Linked DNA regions of Homo sapiens: region 1 is linked to region 2. A link is a loop called in an ENCODE intact Hi-C map of the cell type or tissue named here. Cell type or tissue: OCI-LY7. All regions are shown on one strand. Links, peaks and the distances in the headings refer to the core of each region. The heading gives the core; the rest is flanking DNA. Region 1 has its middle 39 kb from the start of SYPL1. Region 2 overlaps PRKAR2B (protein kinase cAMP-dependent type II regulatory subunit beta).

The links. A loop is a pair of places that touch in the nucleus more often than their neighbours do. Peaks named below come from ENCODE experiments on the same cell type or tissue, not always from the same donor. Only the 100,000 strongest peaks of a DNase experiment are listed, where the experiment ranks them.
Region 1: a loop joins it to region 2, with 5 times the contacts of the local background. A loop is called at or near these places in 1 of 110 quality-filtered maps.

Annotation. Positions count from the first base shown.
Region 1 is chr7:106,070,626-106,076,007 of GRCh38, forward strand. No RefSeq gene overlaps it. Among named protein-coding and RNA genes, the nearest start is that of SYPL1, 39 kb to the right of the region's middle. RefSeq lists an enhancer at 1,458-1,752. In OCI-LY7, for the core only: CTCF peaks have their summits at 3,261 and 3,463; DNase peaks (open chromatin) are centred at 826, 1,166, 3,324, 3,806 and 1 weaker place; H3K4me3 peaks cover 3,801 bases; H3K27ac peaks cover 5,000 bases.
Region 2 is chr7:107,087,843-107,093,224 of GRCh38, forward strand. All of the region lies in intron 2 of PRKAR2B (protein kinase cAMP-dependent type II regulatory subunit beta), which reads left to right. Among named protein-coding and RNA genes, the nearest start is that of PRKAR2B-AS1, 11 kb to the left of the region's middle. In OCI-LY7, for the core only: no CTCF peak of the experiment used is centred there; DNase peaks (open chromatin) are centred at 379, 2,469, 2,859, 3,669 and 3 weaker places; H3K4me3 peaks cover 5,000 bases; H3K27ac peaks cover 5,000 bases.

The DNA.
Region 1 (5,382 bases), core at 165-5,164, 1.0 Mb before region 2:
GCTGTGCCTAGCTGGGTTGGGGTCTTTTCTCTGGGCTTCCCTAACCACTCCTGCTGACCCCTATCTGAGCTCCAACTTCTCCCTGGAAACCACGCATTAACCTATTACCTCCTCGCTACACTGTGAGTTCCTGAGAGGGGCTTGCGTCTTTCTCATCTGGCAGTTGGCCAGAGCCCCATAAGTACACTCAAGTTGAATGAGCGATTAAATGGGTGACTGCAACAAGCCTGGGCAGGAATGGGTAGTGCTCTTTTTGGTCATGGCTTCTTAAACACAAACAAGGTGGGCTTCATTGGGCCTTATTTCAGAAAAAAATATTCGTCTTATTATAAAAAGTAATGTTTGGCCAGGCACAGTGGCTCAAACCTATAGTTTCAGCACTTTGGGCGGCCAAGGTGGGAAGATTGCTTGGGCCCAGGAGTTTGAGACCAGCCTGGGCAACATAGTGAGACCCTGTCTCTTAAAAAAAAAAAAAAGTTAGCTATGGTGTTGCATGCTTGTGGTCCCAGCTACTTGGGAGGCTAAAGCAGGAGGATCACTGGAGCCCAGGAGTTGGAGGCTGTAGTGAACCATGACTGTGCCACTGCACTCCAGCCTGGGCGACAGAGAAGACCCTGTCTCAAAAAACAAGTAAGTAAAGCAAAATAAAAAGTAATGTTTGACTTGAACTTACAAGTTAAAGAACTGATGAGTCGATTGTGCTGTTTTGATTCTGTGGCTCCTGTCATCCGTCTCACTCTACCTCCCAGCGACACAGTCCTGTCCTCCTAGATACATGTACCCTAGCTTGAGAAGTGGGACTGCGGGAAGCTGGGCCAACCAGGTGGCTTATTCACTGTCTGCTGGGGCAGGAGGCAGGGCAGGGGCAGGAGGGAGGCAACCCCAGCCTGTGCCCGGCTTCCCCGAGGCGTGTGCCTTGTGCGGCTGCTGAAGGAGTGACTCCTGAGGAAACCAGCTTTTCCAGGGAGGCAAGGGATGGGAGAAGAGGGTGGAGAAGGAAGTGGTCACACCACTTGCCTTCTGCCAATACTGTCCCTTTCTTACGCGTTAACCTTCCACTCTGAGCTATGACACTTTCAGTACTAGTGTGGTAAGTTCTACAGGAAACAGGAAACATGGTTTAACAGACATCCCTTTAAGCTTTAAGTGTAGCCCAGGCCCTGTTCTAGCTAGAATGAAGTTTTGCATAATGAATAGATACCAGATTCCCCTGAAGGGCTCTTGCCCCAGAGACTCTCAGTGGCCCACGTTCACAGGTACTTGCAGGCATGCATATATGCTTCTCACCTCTTAGGAAATGGCCTTTGCAGGCATGAAAAAACAAATACCTCAAGTTCCCTTCCTGAGCCTCTTAGGCAACATGAAAAAACTACATACCAATCCCGAGAATGGAAGCTGGTTTGGAGTTTCACCTCACAAAAAGCTGGCCCCACCATGCTCACCCAAATGGCAGATTTATGAAGGTTCTGTTTGACAAGAGCAAAGGATCCACTTTGAGCAGCTCTGGGCCTATGGAAGGCAAGGTGTTCATGTTTAAGCACAAAGGTAAACAGAGCATAGCAGCAGGTTACAGAGATCATTTATTTTCCCGCTGATGACAGACATGAGCTCTGGCCCAGGGCCCAAACTTCTTATCCTTGAAAAACACATTTTACAGATTGCCGGCAGAGACAGCCAACCCAGATTAAGCTGCCAGACCTAACTATTTTAGATCTTCCTCCTACTCCTCTGGAAAAAAAAAATATAAGATAACGATTTTTGTCCCTGAAAAACAATGAGAGGAACTAAAGGAAAGCCCGGGCTCTATTCTTAGGGGTCTGCTGCCCTCCAGAAAGCCCAGCGTACAACTTCAGGCAGGCCCATGACACGCCAAGTGTTTGCATTTTGGAAGAATCCTAATAGAATTCCTTCAAGTGGCAGATTCCTGAGGACATTTCAGGATTTATTTACAGATCGTTAACTTACTTGTCACAGAAACCGAAGGGCAGGGAAATTTTGAGCTGACATTTTGGAATGCCACCCTCAAAGGGTGATCAACCAGAAATAAAGATAAAGTGCCTTTGAAATGATAAATATGAAGTAATGGGGACAAGGATTTGTTTCATAGGCACCGTTTCAGAAAAACATCTCTAATGTAAAGTGAAGCCCAGAAGTATATTTTACCTGCTCTTCACTGACTATGTAATTAATGTTTCAGTGACTGACAATTCTCACTTATCACCATAAATTTTTTTCTAGAAATTGCCACATAAATTGGAGCATCATAAAACAGGTTTCTGCAAACTGGTTTGTATGTTTTTTATCATAATAATGAGGTTATAGCCGGGTGCATTGGCTCACGCCTGTAATCCCAGCACTTTGGGAAGCTGAGGTGGGTGGATCACCTGATGTTAGGAGTTTGAGACCAGCCTGGCTAACATGGTGAAACCCTGTCTCTACTGAAAATACAAAAATTAGCCAGGCGTGGTGGCTTGCGCCTGTAATCCCAGCTACTTAGGAGGCGGAGGCAGGAGAATTGCTTGAATCCAGGAGGCAGAGGTTGCAGTGAGCTAAGATCTTGCCATTGCACTCCAGCCTAGGCAACAAGACTGAAACTTCCTCTCAAAACAAACAAACAAACAAACAAACAAATAATGAAGTTATAAATTTGGACTTACATTCTGGGTTAGGGACTTGACATCAAGCACATCAGATATGATTTGATAATTTCTGTCAGGAATGCAATAATAAAATAGCTCTAAACTCCGTGGTCATTATAAATAGTAAACTCATGCTCCAAGCACTATAAAATGGGCATGGGCGCACTGTCTGCATCCCACTGGTTTCCTGTTACCCCACCTGCTGCCTCTTGCTTGACCATGGGCTGTTGATGGAAACTGAGGACTAAACTTATAAGGCCCACCAAGCTTATCTTGCCTTGCTTGCTTTTAGCCGCTTGCTTCTAGCTGATTTTAAAATCCATATAGCTAAATAATATATATCTGCCAGTAGCTTCCTTATAGTTAACAACTCTAAGGCATTGCTCACCATGGTAACAGTTGTTTTTCAGGAAGTGGGGGTCAGTCCTTGTCCACTTCAAACCAGCTGAGACCACCAGCCCTTCAACTGGACCTGTGTGAATGTCCAGTTGATATGGACAGGAGACAGGGAAATACTGGGTAGAAGAGGGTGGTTCCCTGGCAAAGGCCCCACCCTAAAGCCTGGAAACCTGCAGCCTGGAATGAGAACAAGCATTCCTGTTTTCATGCCCAAATGTTGCCTTTTGGTCTGGAACGCCCCCTATCCTGTAGTCATATAAACCCTAAGCCCCAGGCTCTACAAGCAGATGAGCAGACAAACAGAAGAGCAGAAGAGCTGCAGAACGGCGTGGCAGAGAAGGAGAGTAAAGAAGGAGCATCTGAACATCAAGAGGAGTTTGGCTGGGGCAGTCAGGGAGGAGAGATAGGCCATTGGACAGCCAAACTCCAGGGAAAGGTCATTTTCCCACTCCATCCGCTTTCCGGCTCCCTGCTGACAGCCACCTCCACCACTCAATAAAACCCCCACATTCACCATCCTTCAAGTCTGTGTGTGATCTGATTCTCCCTGGACACTGGACAAGAATCCAGGTACCAAGACGGCACTGAGCTGTTTAACATTTAAGCCATCTGCGGATGGCAGAGCTAAAAGAGGACTGTAGCTCATCCACTGGGGCTTCAGGAGTTGCAGGCTCCTACCCCTAGACACCACTGGTGGGCCGGTGCCCAAAAGCGCTCACCCTGATTCCTGCACCTGCCTGCGTGCTCCCTCTCCCGTAAAGGGTTTGAGCACACACAGTGGCTGAACAGACGAGCCACACCCTTGTTGCATGTCCTGCAAGGAGGTTCAGGGAAACCTCCCGTTTCACAGTGGGTGACCTTTTGATGTTGGAGGGCCAAAAACTCCACCCTCAGATCACGCTAATGATCTCATTTTGTTAACGTGCATCCTGTTAAGAGCCATGAAGCTTGACTACACTTGTGCAGGTCACTCATTGCCTTGTTTTCCCTTACTCCAGTCACCTTTCCCCATGCCTCGGACCGCCTTGCTACTCTACCCCATAAATATCCATAAAGCCTCTTCTACGGGGAGGCAGACCTGAGAGGCATTCTCTAGCTGCTCACTTAGCTGCCTCAAGAATAAAATCTTTTCTCCACTGCCAAACTCATCATCTCAGTGATTGGTTTACTGTGTAATGGGCAGAATGTGCCTGGCCACTAACATGCTCACATCTACTTTCTCAATACACTAACTCTGAGGTAAGGAAGGCATATCTTAGTTCCCGAGTTCAACAGATGGGGAAACTGAAGTTCAGGAATACTTCAGCTTTGGAAGCACGGCAGAGACTTAGCAAACAGGTTTTCTTTCAGTGCTTAAGTCCTCACTTTCCAATCTCTGTAGCCCTGCTCGTGACACAGTGGACATTGTGCATTTGCTTGTCTCACATCTAAGGGAACACTGATTTACTTATTTATTTTGAGACAGGATCTCAGTCTGTCACCCAGGCTGGAGTGCAGTGGCACAATCATGGCTTGCTGCAGCATCAACCTCCTGGACTCAAGTGATCCTCCTGCCTCAGTCTCCCGAGTAGCTGGGACTATAGGTACATGCCACTATACCTGGCTAATTTTTTTTTTTTTTTTTTTTTTTGAGACGGAGTCTCACTCTGTCGCCCAGGCTGGAGTGCAGTGGCACCACGTTGGCTCACTGCAACCTCCGTCTCCTGGGTTCAAGCAATTCTCCGGCCTCAGCCTCCTGAGTAGCTGGGATTGCAGGTGCCCACCACCACACCTGGCTAATTTTTATATTTTTAGTAGAGATGGGGTTTCACCATGTTGGCCAGGTTGGTCTTGAACTCCTGACCTCAGGTGAGCCGCCCACCTCGGCCTCCAAAGTGCTAGGATTACAGGCGTTAGCCACCACGCCCGGACTACCTGCTTAATTTTTTGATTTTTTTTTTGTAAAGACAGTGTCTTACTTTGTTGCCCAGGCTCAAGTAATGCCCACTCCTTGGCCTCCAGAAGTGATGGGATTATAGGCGTGAGCCACCGTACCCGGCCTGGGATGCTACTCTAAATGCACATTCATTCTAGCTCCCAAACTACTTTTTTTTCGCTATTTCTAAATCAAAATGCTTTTCGACATTGCTATGTGGAAACTGTGGGTTTTATAAAGTTATAAAGAATAGTTTAATAAGAAATTACACCCAAGAAAAGTATAAAACACATTACAATATAAATGTGACCTGGCACTTAGAATAAACATTTGCTTTGCAATACTCTCATTTGTTTTTTTCCTAGAATTTAAATGAGACTTTTTTGGAACCAGATTTTTAAAATAAACAAATGAACAACTGTCCCTAAG
Region 2 (5,382 bases), core at 328-5,327:
CTCACCTAGTACATCTCTGCCCTAACATCCCACATATGATAAAGTTTATACATTTTAATTTAATTTATATATTTTAACTCAGGGTCCTCAGGAACCTACAGTCTCAGTTACTCTGTTAACCCCATTTTCTATTACACCAGCCACAAATGCTCTCATATAACCAAGCTGTGGCTGCCTACTGTATACTAAACATTCATTGATTTACAGTATGTCGTGTAATTCTCTCATCAGCTTTTAGATACTATTATTATTTCCGTTTTAAAGAAACGAAAACTGAGGCACAGAGAAATTAACTGGTAGAAGGAACCCACAGCTTATCAGGAGAGCAGTCAGAGTTTGAATCCAGTGAGCCACTCGTTGGAGGTGGGTTCTTCAGCATGGTCTTTCATAGGGGCGGAAACCTCGTTCAGGTATCCTATGCAGTTATCTTGAATCAGAATCTGTGGGGTGATTTATTTATCTAGTGAGTGATGCCTAGCACCTATTTACATGGTCAGAGAATGCCTCTCTCAGGAGCTGACATTTCAGCCAAGGCCTGGGAAGTACAGGGTGGAGGGTGAGGGGAAAGGAGAGCATTCCAGGGAAAGGAGATGTTGTGTGTAAAGGTCTGGAGCTTATTCCCTCATTTGTCAGCAGTGTGAATGTTTATCTTTTTGACATCATTCTTACGTCTTTTGGCAGCTTAAGCCAAATATATCAATCTATTTTTTGAGATTTACTCCTCATGTGATTCTCATACAGTTGGCTTTTATTTTATTTTATATTTTATTTTATTTCGAGACACTCTTGCTCTGTTTCCCAGGCTGGAGTGCAGTGGTGTGATCTTGGCTTATTGCAGTCTCCTCTTCTCGGGTTCAGATGATCCTCCTGCCTCAGCCTCTTGAGGAGTTGGGGCTACAGGCGTGTGTTACCACGCCCGGCTAATTTTTGTAGTTTTAGTAGACCCGTGGTTTTGCCATGTTGGCCAGGCTGGTCTTGAACTCCTGGCCTCAAGTGATCCACCTGAGTTGGCCTCCCAAAGTGCTGGGATTACAGGCATGAGCCACTGCACCCAGCCGGAGGTAGGTTTTAATAATCATATTTTGGGAGGCCGAGGTGGGTGGATCACCTAAGGTCAGGAGTGCGAGACTAGCCTGGGCAACATGGTAAAACCCCGTCTCTACTAAAAATAGAAAAATTACCTGGGCACGGTGGCCTGTGCCTGTAATCTCTGCTACTCGGTAGGCTGAGGCAGGAGAATTGCTTGAACCTGGGAGGTGGAGGTTTCAGTGAGCCAAGATTTGCCACTGCACTCCAGCCTGGGAAACAGAGCGAGACTCCATCTCAAAAACAAACAAACAAAAAAATAGTCACATTTTACACATGAGAAAAATTGAGATTCATAATACTTAGCAATGTGTAAAGGTCATATAATAAGTGGCAGGAAAAAAATGGCAGAGATGGGATTATGCTTCAGGCTCTCTGAATTCTGCGCTCTTTCCTCATACTGTTGATCAGTCATTCTACATGTAACCATGGATAATAATTTATACTCCTCCCATAACAGATGGATTTATCTTCCTAACCAGGTTCTACATTAGTAGAGTTTAGGGACCCTGTTTAGTACTTGTCTCCCTCATAAACACCAACTACTGCGTTATATATAAATGGTCAGTAAATAAAAGTTGTTTCCATGTATCAGTTTTGCTAAAGCCAGAGGCATTTCAGACCATTTTTCCTATGGTAAAATAAAATTTTGATAGTTAAAAAGTTATTTGCAGGGTACATGCATCATTTTTCTAAAAACAATAAAGCTATTTATAAAGAAATACCAGGCAGTGGTTCTGAAATACATGGAACATAAAAACTAAATTAAAGATCTAAGGCCAACCTTACTTGTTTTGCAGATTTATTCATTTGCTCAGCACAATTGGTTGGAAGAGAATAACTTCAGTTTTGCAGACTATCATTTACATTCTCTACTAGCACAGATAAGCAGATAAAACAGTCATGGACACTCCTTTCAGAACCACACATGATCCCTGAGTTATGTATCACCCATTTTGTGGTTGTAATTCTATTGACTAGTCACTAGCATTTGAATCTGTCATCTTGCAAATACAACTTTCTTATCAATGACTGCCCTATGGTTTTATTCTTAGTTACTTTTGGTAACTGGTTGGATTGTCTTGTTTTCCTTGTCATGATCTTTTTAAACACGTATTCTTAACATCTGAATTCTCTTTGGTTGCAAGTGACTGCAATGTGCAAACACCTTTAATTCAATCAAGTGAAAAGGGGGTTTATTGAGATGGCAGGGGTGTGGTTCACAGAATCACCAAGTCACAGCAAGGGTAGGGGTGCAGTTGGATTTCAGAAGCAACTGGAACCTGGTTTTGAGCCCTGTTAGGAATCTCTCCATCTCTTGCCTCTGATTCTCTCTTGCGGCCAGCTACTTGCTCCATATGGTGAGGAGCATCGCCACTGCAGTTCCACATTTTACAGCTGCAGCAAGAAAGAGGTGGACCTGACATCCCCTCTCATTCAAGGCTTCCCCAAAATCCCAGGAAAGCATTCTAATTAGCCCAGCTATCCTGGATTGACCTGGAAATTGTCTCATTTGCCCCTATGGGGTCTGCTATGGCACAGGGCTCAGAAACCCTGACCTCACCTGGAGCTAATTTTGACTGACCCATGTCAGCTTATGAGAACTGTATCTGCCAGCTGATTTTTAGTTTAGACTGGCTGCCCTGAAGAAGCCCTCTGTCTTTCTTTGCCAAAGGCAGTGTCTCTGTTGGCTCGCTGAGCTTCCTTTCCAGCCTAAGGGGACATCTGCAGTTTACTCAGCATGTTTGCAAATCTGAGAAAACTGACAATCCCTGAGCTTCTTCTGTGAGGGAAGCTCAAGTCACCTGTTTCACCACCTGCTGTGCAACTGCAGGTGACCCGTTTGGATGTGTCTTTTTCTGTTGAGAAACATTACTGTTTATAACAGAATAATACTTAACATAGAATGACAGGAAATAACAATACTAGACAAATGTTTCTCTTTAAAAGAATGGGACCGTTATCTTGCATATCAGTTCTTCTAGCTACTAAAGGAAAAGGTCCCAAAAAAGAAATAATACTTTACATTTACACCACAAGTTTTTCAAAGAGATAAAGTGGGAGGCTAAAGGTCACTGTCATCTTTCATCTTATGAACTGTTTTTTGATGTTATTTTCTTCAGAACATTAAGAGCAGCCAACCACCTGGTTCCCTCATTATGCAAAATTATTGCATTTTAAGATCAGATTGGATGTTATTTCCAGAACTGTAAGCATTTCTAATTTGTAAGAGCACTGGTTTTTTTTGGTGCAAAAAGGATCGTTTTTGGAATGATTATACTGTAATAACTGTAGAAGAGATAGTTTTATATGTGGTTGGTTGTGCTGTCACTTTAGTTAAATTCAAAGGCATTTATAATTATTCACCATTTGCAAGACATTCATATGTGCATTCTATGAGACTGCTAAAGGTAAGTAAGGTATAGCTTGTGCTTGAGTCCTAGAGGAGCTAAATGGGTATGATGACTCTCCTCCCAGAGGAGGGTGCATCATGACAAATGTCACCTACCCTGATTCTACTAAACCTATGCCACAGAGAGCACAAGCACAAAGGAGCTGCGTGCACATTCCACTCAGTGAGTCTGTGCCCTGCAGTAGGTGGACAGTGAGAGCCTGTGAATGTGAATCTGCCATTCCTGCAGGCTCACTTGGTTCCTGCATGCCTCCCAGAGCATGAACATTTCTAGGGCTTAAAGGTATCCATTTTGCATATAACATGGCGTCTAAATACAAGTCAGCAGTAACTTCTAGTGCTTACAAGGAAAAGGCAATCAGTTTTAATGGTGGAAATGCCACTATTTTGGACTTCTTGTAGGGCTATGTGACAGTCTCCAGCAGTGGCTTCCTATGGGATTTTCAAGAATAACCTGGACGATAGAAGATTTTTGCCTCATATGTTGTTTAGAATTTATCACCCATGTAAGATGCGAATCTACTGAAACAGAAACATAAATAAGGTGCGTTCTGTGTTTCTATGTAGAAGAGAGTATTTAATCCTAACTCATGTATTTATTTTGGGGAAAAGTGTCAGGGAGGATGTGGCATTTGAGCAGAGATTTGAGGGAAGAGAAGGATTTTTATAGGTGGGAATGGGTAGTGGAAGGAATAAATTTCCAATTCAGCAAACCATGTAAGTTAATATGATGTTCAGGGAATAGTGAATAGTCTAATAAGGTTTGGAATATGTGGGCTTTATTATAGGAAGAAGAGGCCCTAAATATAGGTTTGGATCAGATTGTGGGGGAGGGTAGCCTTGAAAGCCACTGTCACTGTAAGAGTTTGGATTTTATTCTGTATGTGATGGGGAACCATTAAGTTGTGTGTGTGTGTGTGTGTGTGTGCGTGTGTCTGTGTGTGTGTGTGTGTCACAGAATGAAATTAGCAGATGTATCATTACCAGAAATGGTCAGGATAGAATCCTGAAGTTTCAAAATAGGTCTTTATAGTCCTACCTATTCCTTTCATGGTGGTCATTATCCAGGAAGCAGCTGAAAGGAGATGATGTCTTTCAGGGGATAGCGGTGTTTAAGGATTAAACACTCTTATTGAAGTGTGTGTGGACTAAGAGGAAATGAGGGACATAGACTATCAGCCCATTGTGCTGCTATTGCCTGTATATTATATATGTTATAAACCTACTAACAATTCAGTGTTATAGTTGTTGCTTTATGAAATGTGATGTCTTAAGGAAATTAAGAGAAGAGCAAAAATTTATGTTTACTCTTTTCTGTTTACTCACATACTTATTTAAAATTTAAAAAATTTATCTATGTATTTTTATTACAATTTTAAACATAACATAAAATTCACGATTTTTACCATTCTTAGGTGTATGGTTCTGTGGTATTAAGTACATTCACATTGCTGTGCACCCATTATCACCATCCATCCACAGAACTGTTTAATCTTCACAAACTGAAACTCCGTACCTGTTAAATACTTAACTCCTCATTCCCTTCTGTTCCCAGCCCTGGCAGCCAACATTCTTTCTGTCTCTTTGAATTTCAGTACTCTAGGTACCTCATAGATGAGGACTCATGCAATATTTATCCTTTGGTGACTGGCTTCTTTCACTTCGTGTAATGTTTTCAAGGTTCATTCATGTTGTAGCGTGGGTCAGAATTTCCTTCCTTTTTAAGATGATATAATTTTCTATTATATGTAAATATCACATTTGTTTATTCATTCATCTGTTGATGGACACTTGGGTTGCTTCTACCTTTGGCTATTGTGAATAATGCTGATGTGAATATGGACGTACAGATATCTGTTTGTGTCTCTGCTTTCAGTTCTTTT